Regions from separate parts of the Mus musculus genome. Here regions 2 and 3 are each linked to region 1. A link is a loop called in an ENCODE intact Hi-C map of the cell type or tissue named here. Cell type or tissue: heart. All regions are shown on one strand. Region 1 holds the start of Nab1 (Ngfi-A binding protein 1). Region 2 holds the start of Mfsd6 (major facilitator superfamily domain containing 6). Region 3 has its middle 28 kb from the start of Mfsd6.

Region 1 (2,500 bases):
GAGCTTACTGAAAGAACAGAATTAAATGTCTCAAAAGATGCAAGCTGGAGGAAGAAACCTTCAATCCAAGTCACTTGTGCTGGCACAGAAGCTGGGTGTGAAGCAGCTCTTTGAATCTCAGGAAGATAGCCTCCACCCTGGTCGGCTATCCGATACAATGGACCCTATACATCCTCTCTCCAGTATCTCTTCTTAAAACCGGCAGATGAATTATAAATGTCATAACATATATTGTACAAAGAAAGATTTTTCAAAAAGTGAATATTTAAAAAGGGTAATTCGCTGCGTGTACAAAACAGCGAACCATTTCGGATGTGACTAATCTTATTTTAAATTCGGTTCCTCTGCTCCTATGCAATCTAATATTAACTATTAAAACTGCCAAAATATTTTTATACGAGATCTTAGAATCTCCTTAGAGATTCTGATCTTTGCACTCCGTAAAGTTGGCAGGCACGTCACTGGCAAACCAATCGGTAGTGACAACTTACTCCAAACCAGCTCTTTCGGATCAAATTGTAAATTAGCAGGCAATCCAAAATTTCCCAAGCCTCCCTGAGCCAGGGCACGGTTCCCGCTGGTCGCCCGCTGCAAAACTTGGTCAGCTCAACCTACAGACGCAAATTCCAGCTCTACCCAGGAGATTCCTTGCAGATCTCCCGGGTTGACCGTACTTCGGTGTCTGTCCCCGTAAGGTCACACACCTGCGTCCAAAGCTTCTCTGTCCTACACGTGTCTGCACATTCCCCACTCAGCCTCAAAGGCTCGGCGACTCCCGCTTCCCTGCACCTGGGTGCCAAGTTTCTGAAAGCCACTTCCAAGCAAAACTCTCCTTCCGCTCTGAAAACACAACTACAGTAGGAAGGGGCGGATAACAGGAAGAAAGCGGAGACTCAGCGGCACTTTTCGGAAGTCCCTGGTCGCCCCGGAGCTGGCACCCCACGCGGGCCCGCGAGCGCGTCCTCCCCGCACAGCCCGCGCCCCCCGCCCGGCAGGACGCGACGGCCCCGCCGAGCCACGCGTCCGCGCCCCCCGCTCCATCTCGAGGCCCTCCCGGTACCTACGCGGCCCGCAGCTGCGGCGCGCTCCGCGACGACGGCTCTGCCGGGCTCCTGCGGCGGCTGCGGCGGCCGGGACGCCCCCGCGCCCATCGAGGGGGGCAGGGACGCGGTGGGCGCGCGCTCCGTCCCCCGCCCGCCCCGACGGCGCTCGCTCGGTCGCGCGGGCGGAGGCTCGGGCGGAGGCGGGCGGCGGCGGCCCCGGGCGCCCTCCCTAGGCCTCTCCCGCCGCCCCTCCCTCGGCCTCTCCCTCTCCCTCCCCCGCCACCTCCGCCGCCCCCGCCCCGCCCCGCGCGCTGTCACATCGGGAGATTCCGCTCTTGCTCCATTCGCCGCTCCGGCTCCCGCCCACGCGCGGCCGAGTGACGCAGATCCCGGCGTGGGCGGCCGCGGGGCGGGGGTGGGGGCCGGCGGGGCTGAGGCTCGGCGCGGTCCCGGGGGTGGCCCATTCCCACGGCAGCTGGGAGCGCGCGGGTGGGGGCGCGCGCGCGGGTCGGAGGAGGAGGAGGCTTCCGTGGATCCGCGGACAGCGCTGCCTGCCAAGCCCCGCACCGGGCCCGCCCAGGAGGGAGGGGGTGGGGGGGGTACAGAACCGCAGGTGCGGTGCGGACCTGTCCCTCCTCGCCCACTCCACCCTGTCCCCACCCTCGCCCAGGCCTGGTTTGAGGAGGGAGGAAAGGGAAACTCTGGCCTGGTGGCTTAATGACACCCTTTTCATGTCTGGAAACCTTGTGTTACTTTACAGGCCATTCTCTGTTGTCTTCCTGTAGGCAAATGACACACTCCTGGTGCTGTCTTGAGCGTGTCAAAATAGAGTTCTTAAGGCAAGGTGTAGACATTTTGAGCTTGGTTTGCATAAACTTTTCTAGCCAAAGAAAGTGTTACAGCACCTCAAAAGCTAAAGCTATTGCCAAAATTTTAAGGGGAAAAAAATTAAATCTATTTTTGCCTTCCTTGGGGAGGGGGTTTCAAAGAAAAGAATTCAAGTTTTAATGGTGTGCTCTTACTGCAATACAGGTAGAATCCTGTTTTAATGTACATATAAAAATCCAGTTTTATATAGGAGGCCGTTCCCACTTCCTGGCTGGCCTCCCAGAGTGTGCCTACTTGGTTGAAGGGGATACAAGGCATTCTTTGAGAAGAGAAATTCTTTAAACCACATCTTTATGTTGCAACAATGGGTGGGATGATAATATTGAAAGAAAAAGACCTTATTAAATAAACCATTTTTTCTTTTTGTAAAAACATGTTCTACAAATGAGTGATGTCAATGGAATAGATATGTACTTAAATGCATAAATATATAAACATATAGTTACATGGTTAAGTATACATTTAAGCTGAAATATCTTCCCTGTTAGTGACAAGCCTGTCTAGAATAGTTGGTATTTTAAATAATTATTCTTAGTTCCTCAAATTCTTCAGAAGAAATAACAGCTACA
Region 2 (2,500 bases), 230 kb after region 1:
ATGTTCTCTTTTACAGTGCTGCTGGTAGCACATAAACTGTATGCTGCCTACTTTCAACTACACCTAATATCACACACAATATCACACACAACTACACACAACATCGTGAACCTCCAGCAAGGTTAAAGGAGATTTGACTGGATTACTATCATCTTGTATCCATCTTTTTTCTCTGTGTGAGAAAACTGCAGCCTGGGATGATGTAACAACAACCAAAGGACACAAAACTACTTAGACACTGGTTGGGAGTTGAAACTTCAACTCCACAAGGTTATTTCTACGATGGATTGGCAGGTATTATATGTCCCAGTGGGTGTAGGCATGCTTATTAATTTTTTTTTTTTTTGATGAAAGGGAATGTTTGTGGTTTCGCAGGCGTGTGGGAGAATCAAAACGCACAGTGTGCCAGACTTAAGGGTGGTAATCCACGGGCAAGACCACGTGGGGAGGGGCAAAGGGAGGAGGAGGGGCTACATCTGAATCTTTCCTCTACCTGGTAGTCTCTGTGAAGCGAGGGACCCAAGCCTGAGTTGAAGCTCAGTGCTCAGCGCGCACGCACACCGTAGGACATTTCTCCTAAGGAGGTAGCAGCCCGGGAAGAGGTGTACCGCCCCCTGTATTTGTTTCCACGGGGGAGGCAGACAATGTCAGTTTCCTCCTGCTACACAGGGGGACACTGTCAAGGGCCATGAAGACAAGCTCGCCTCCCCCTCTCTCCCGGGGATGTTTACCTCCAAGGCGACGCCGGGACCGGACTCTGACAGGCTTGGGCCCGCGGGGCCCACCCGCGCCCCCCACCTTCTGCAGCAGCTGCGGGCGGGCGGCGGCCAAGGGCTCCCGGGCAGCGCCTTTGTTTTCCCGACTCCAATTACGTTTGCGGAAGTGCTGCGGGCGCGGGGGACGCCGCTGTCCTGCACCCCGAGATGACAGGCGGCACCCGGGAGGGCGGGATAGGCTCGGAGGCCCCGGGCCGGGGCGGCGCCCACCCCGCAGCAGGTGCACGGAGGAGGATCCGGGGCCCCGGGGCGGCGCCGACCCACTCACCTGGAGGCGCTCAGCTGCGCGAGGCGCGGGGAGCCCTGTCCCCGGGGTGCGGGGCGGCCGCTCGGGGCGCCGGGGCGGCGGCGGGCAGGCCAGAGCGCCGCATGTCGGTTGGGTGGCTAGCTCCTCTCCCGGGGGTGCGGCGGGCGCGACGGCTGGATGCAAGCCGGGTGGGGCGAGCGATGGCGCTGGCCCGGCGCAGTCCGGCGCAACCCCTCTGTCCGCTCCTCCTCGCCGCTTTGGTCCCAGGCCTGGCCTCGCTGCCGCCGCCTTCGCTCCCGACCGGCTGGACCCGTTTCAGGGCTGAGCTGGAGAACCGGGCGCCAGGTGCAGCGCTCCGCCTCCTGCGGCGGCGGATGCGTCCGCCGCCTCCTCTCGGCCTCCCGCCCTCTGGGGCCGCCCGGGGGACCCGGTATCCAGCCCCGGCTGCCGTGACATATTCTAAAGAGTGAAGAGGTGGGCGATGCCCCATCCCCGTTCCGCCACACCCCATTGCGCTCGGGCTGAGCGGTGTTTTACTCCCTAATCTCTGATGGGGTGTTGGAAAGAACTTGAAGCCCAAAGTAAATAACAACCTGGTCTAGGGGTGGTGACAGCCATCAGTTTTCCAGAACTTAATAGGTGCCACCCTCAAAGCTAACTCTGCTGATGAGATGCATGCTGTCTGGTTCTAGGCACAACCTTGGTAAACTGTCCTCGGGTGACCCCGCAGACAACAGCTAGGAGAAAGACAGTGCTCGCTCCAGGAGCTTCTGGAACCCAGACAGCATCTGAACATGGCACCTTAATGAAGAAGTGACCTGAGCACAGGTGTTACTCTAAGAATTAAGCTGTATCATTTGTTAAATTCAGATAGCAAGTAGATTGTATACAGGTTTGGTTTGACAAGGGTATGTGCGTGCCTGTGATGGGGAGCAGAGAATCCAGAGCCAGCAATAATGACAGCTAACATTTAGGAACATTCGTTTCTTACATGGGAAGCATTGTTTACATACCATTGAATCCTATAGATGTAAGCAATGTTAATCTATTGTTACAGCTACAAAACGAGACTGAAAGTTAACTAGGTTCAAAATTACAAACAAGTAGAAGAAAATCCAGGCTCTGCATCATAAGACATTACTAAAGAGCACTTTATAGGCCCTGACGCTTCAAATTGTGAAGCCCTTCTTTATGAAAAAGTATAAATATACAGTTGCTGGATGCTCAGCCCCCGTTTCCAGGGACAGTTTCTGCAGTCAATACGCCTTATTACAGACCACTTGAAATGTTGAGACGTGGAAGTTAAACAAAGACGGTATCTGCTAGCGTTTCAGAGGAAAATTATAAAGGTGATTTGTACAAAGGATGACATATCTGCTCTGGTGTGACCTGGAGACAGCTGGATCCCTCATTGTGTGGAAATGAAAAGCTCTTCAAGTTCCCAGTTGGGCTATCATGAAAGACAACATTCTCCTGA
Region 3 (2,500 bases), 250 kb after region 1:
TTTTAATAAGCCTACTCTTCCAAATGTTTGATGCCATAGCCCCAGGCCCAATTCTGAGCTATGGTCCTGATCGATCAATACTAAGATGTGTGTTCAATAAACAATCTCTATCTGACTTAGATCAGTCTTCCTGTGTTTTGTGGAGCAGATCCTAGACCACAACAAATTCACCCTGCTTTGTCATTTCCTTTATCTGGTTGTGGGTAACGCAGAACCACTGTTACTACATTGTCTGTGAATAAAAAGACCTTAGTGAGGGGCTTGGGGAGGAAGATGCATGAGTCCCTGAAGACATCAGAGCAGGGTTTCTGCTCTGGACCAAACCATTCATTCCCCTTCTGTGAGAAACCACTTTGATCTTATGTAATTGTTCAGGCATTTCTGTCACTTGCAATTAAAGCTAACACATACTGATAGAAAGTGACTTTCAGATGGACTTCCTGTGGATAGAAGGCCTACCTCAGAGTCTGCCTATGGATGCAGTGATGTTGTCACACTCTCACCGTCCTAACACTTCAGAACCGTGTATAAGCCATTACAGGGCTAAAACTGCTTTATGGAACTCTCTTCCATTAGCACTTATAGATAGATCTCTCATGGAGGGGTGTGGCCTGTGTGTGAGTATGAGCTGTAGCTAAGGGGCCAAAGTCAATCGAAAGGCTGACACTATGAGAAGCATATTAAGACTTTGGACACAGGGGCTGAGAAAGTGGTACAGTTGGTACAGTTCTTGTGCAAGAATGAGGACCTGACTTCAGTTCCCCATCTGAAAAGGCTTGGCATGGCTGCCTGAATCTGTGACCCTAGTGCTTGGGCAGAGATTGGCACACAAAGAGGCAGATCTTGGAGTGGTCCATGAGTCTGTCTGAATCAGTGAATTCAAGGTCCAGTGAGACACTTTGTTTCAAAATTTAGTGATGAAGAAAGAAACCCAATACTGATGTCAACCTACTCAAGCACATGCTCACTCTATCTCTGTGTCTCCGTCGTCTCGGTCGTCTCGGTCATCTCCATCGTCTCCCTCTCCCTCCCCCTCCCCCTCCCCCTCCGGACTAGGGGAAAGAAGAAAAATCTAAAGGTATGGGACAGAGGTAGAGAGAACAAGAGGAAATAATGGGACCAAGAAATACAAACTGTTGCATTTTGTTTTCTTTCACAGAAAATCTAAATTGAACTATATATGTATAAAATAAATTAATTTGAGATGATGAATGTGTGCATGGGCTACCAAAGTAGTTTCTTTAGTTCCTTTGTGATAGGCAGTGCTTACTAGATACCAGACAAGGTGCCTGGGTCCCTTCTCACTTGGTGACTTAACATGCCCACAGTATATAGTCCTGGATTTTGACCAACGAGTTTATGACAAAGCATTCATATGCTGAGTGAAGTACATCCTGGAACTTCTCATTCTTTTCTGTTTACTTCTTAATACTCTCTGCTACAGTGAACCTGTGCTCTGTTCAAGGACTTGATTATCTAACTAAGGGGTTTATGTTGAGTAGGTATGATTATAGGTATCCAATACATTTACATGTTTTCACACACGCATGCACAATACAAAACATGAAAGCAGAAGGAGTAATATGGGAGGGAAACAAAGAACAACAAAAGGGAGGGGAATGGATGGATACAGGAGAGCAAAGTATTGTAGATGCTTGTATTACAAATGCTAATTGCATTCCTCAACACTGCTCACAGAAGTGTCTGCGTATAAGACACAGAGGGACCCTGCCCCCAGTTGGTTCTGATTGGTAAATAAAGATGACAGCAGCCAATGGGCGGTTAGGGCAGACAGAGGTGGGACTTGAGCTTTTCCTGGGCTTGGGACAGAGAGAGGAAGGAGGAAGAAGAGATCTGCCTTGTTAGGAGATGGAGGAGGAGAAGGAGAAGGAGAAGGAGAAGGAGGAGGAGGAGGAGGAGGAGGAGGAGGAGGAGGAGGAGGAGGAGGAGGAGAAGGAGAAGGAGAAGGAGAAGGAGAAGGAGAAGGAGAAGGAGAAGGAGAAGGAGAAGGAGAAGGAGAAGGAGAAGGAGAAGGAGAAGGAGAAGGAGAAGGAGAAGGAGAAGGAGACGACATCATGCCTGAGAAGAGTGGAGGACAGGGAGTCATGGTTGCCATGTGAAAGAGCCAGGAGAATGTGGCCCAGAGTGCAGCCGAGTTACACTGGGTCTAGAGCAGCCAAGGCAGAATATAGAATTTAGTAAGTGATAACTTGGGATTATCAGAGGGAGGTGTATTAACCACATGGAGGTTAGGAACTGGCCAAATTATTGTGCTGTTTAAGGCTTATCAAAAATATAAAGGCTGTGTGTGTGTGTGTCTTTCATTTGGGAACCCAGAACACTGGGGTGGTAGTGGAAACACCCTGCTGGGATTTCCATATAAAAAATATTGCTACAAAGTACAGCAGTTATGAATGAAAATGTCAGAACAAAACTCATTATTCTGTATGCTTTCTAAACAACAAACAAATTTTTTAAAAAGCAAATAAATTTGGGCATG

What was found. A loop is a pair of places that touch in the nucleus more often than their neighbours do. Peaks named below come from ENCODE experiments on the same cell type or tissue, not always from the same donor. Only the 100,000 strongest peaks of a DNase experiment are listed, where the experiment ranks them.
Region 2: a loop joins it to region 1, with 3.0 times the contacts of the local background. A loop is called at or near these places in 4 of 42 quality-filtered maps.
Region 3: it touches region 1 in a loop (2.2-fold over the local background); 2 of 42 quality-filtered maps call a loop at or near these places.

Annotation. Positions count from the first base shown.
Region 1 is chr1:52,499,146-52,501,645 of GRCm38, forward strand. Nab1 (Ngfi-A binding protein 1) reads right to left here and starts at 1,303. Exons shown (of 8, transcript NM_008667.3): 1 at 1,065-1,303. In heart, no CTCF peak of the experiment used is centred here; DNase peaks (open chromatin) are centred at 776 and 1,446; H3K4me3 peaks cover 1,995 bases; H3K27ac peaks cover 1,907 bases.
Region 2 is chr1:52,725,979-52,728,478 of GRCm38, forward strand. Mfsd6 (major facilitator superfamily domain containing 6) reads right to left here and starts at 1,340. Exons shown (of 6, transcript NM_178081.4): 1 at 1,045-1,340. In heart, a CTCF peak has its summit at 1,381; DNase peaks (open chromatin) are centred at 893 and 1,323; H3K4me3 peaks cover 1,708 bases; H3K27ac peaks cover 1,286 bases.
Region 3 is chr1:52,753,783-52,756,282 of GRCm38, forward strand. No RefSeq gene overlaps it. Among named protein-coding and RNA genes, the nearest start is that of Mfsd6, 28 kb to the left of the region's middle. In heart, no CTCF peak of the experiment used is centred here; no DNase peak of the experiment used is centred here.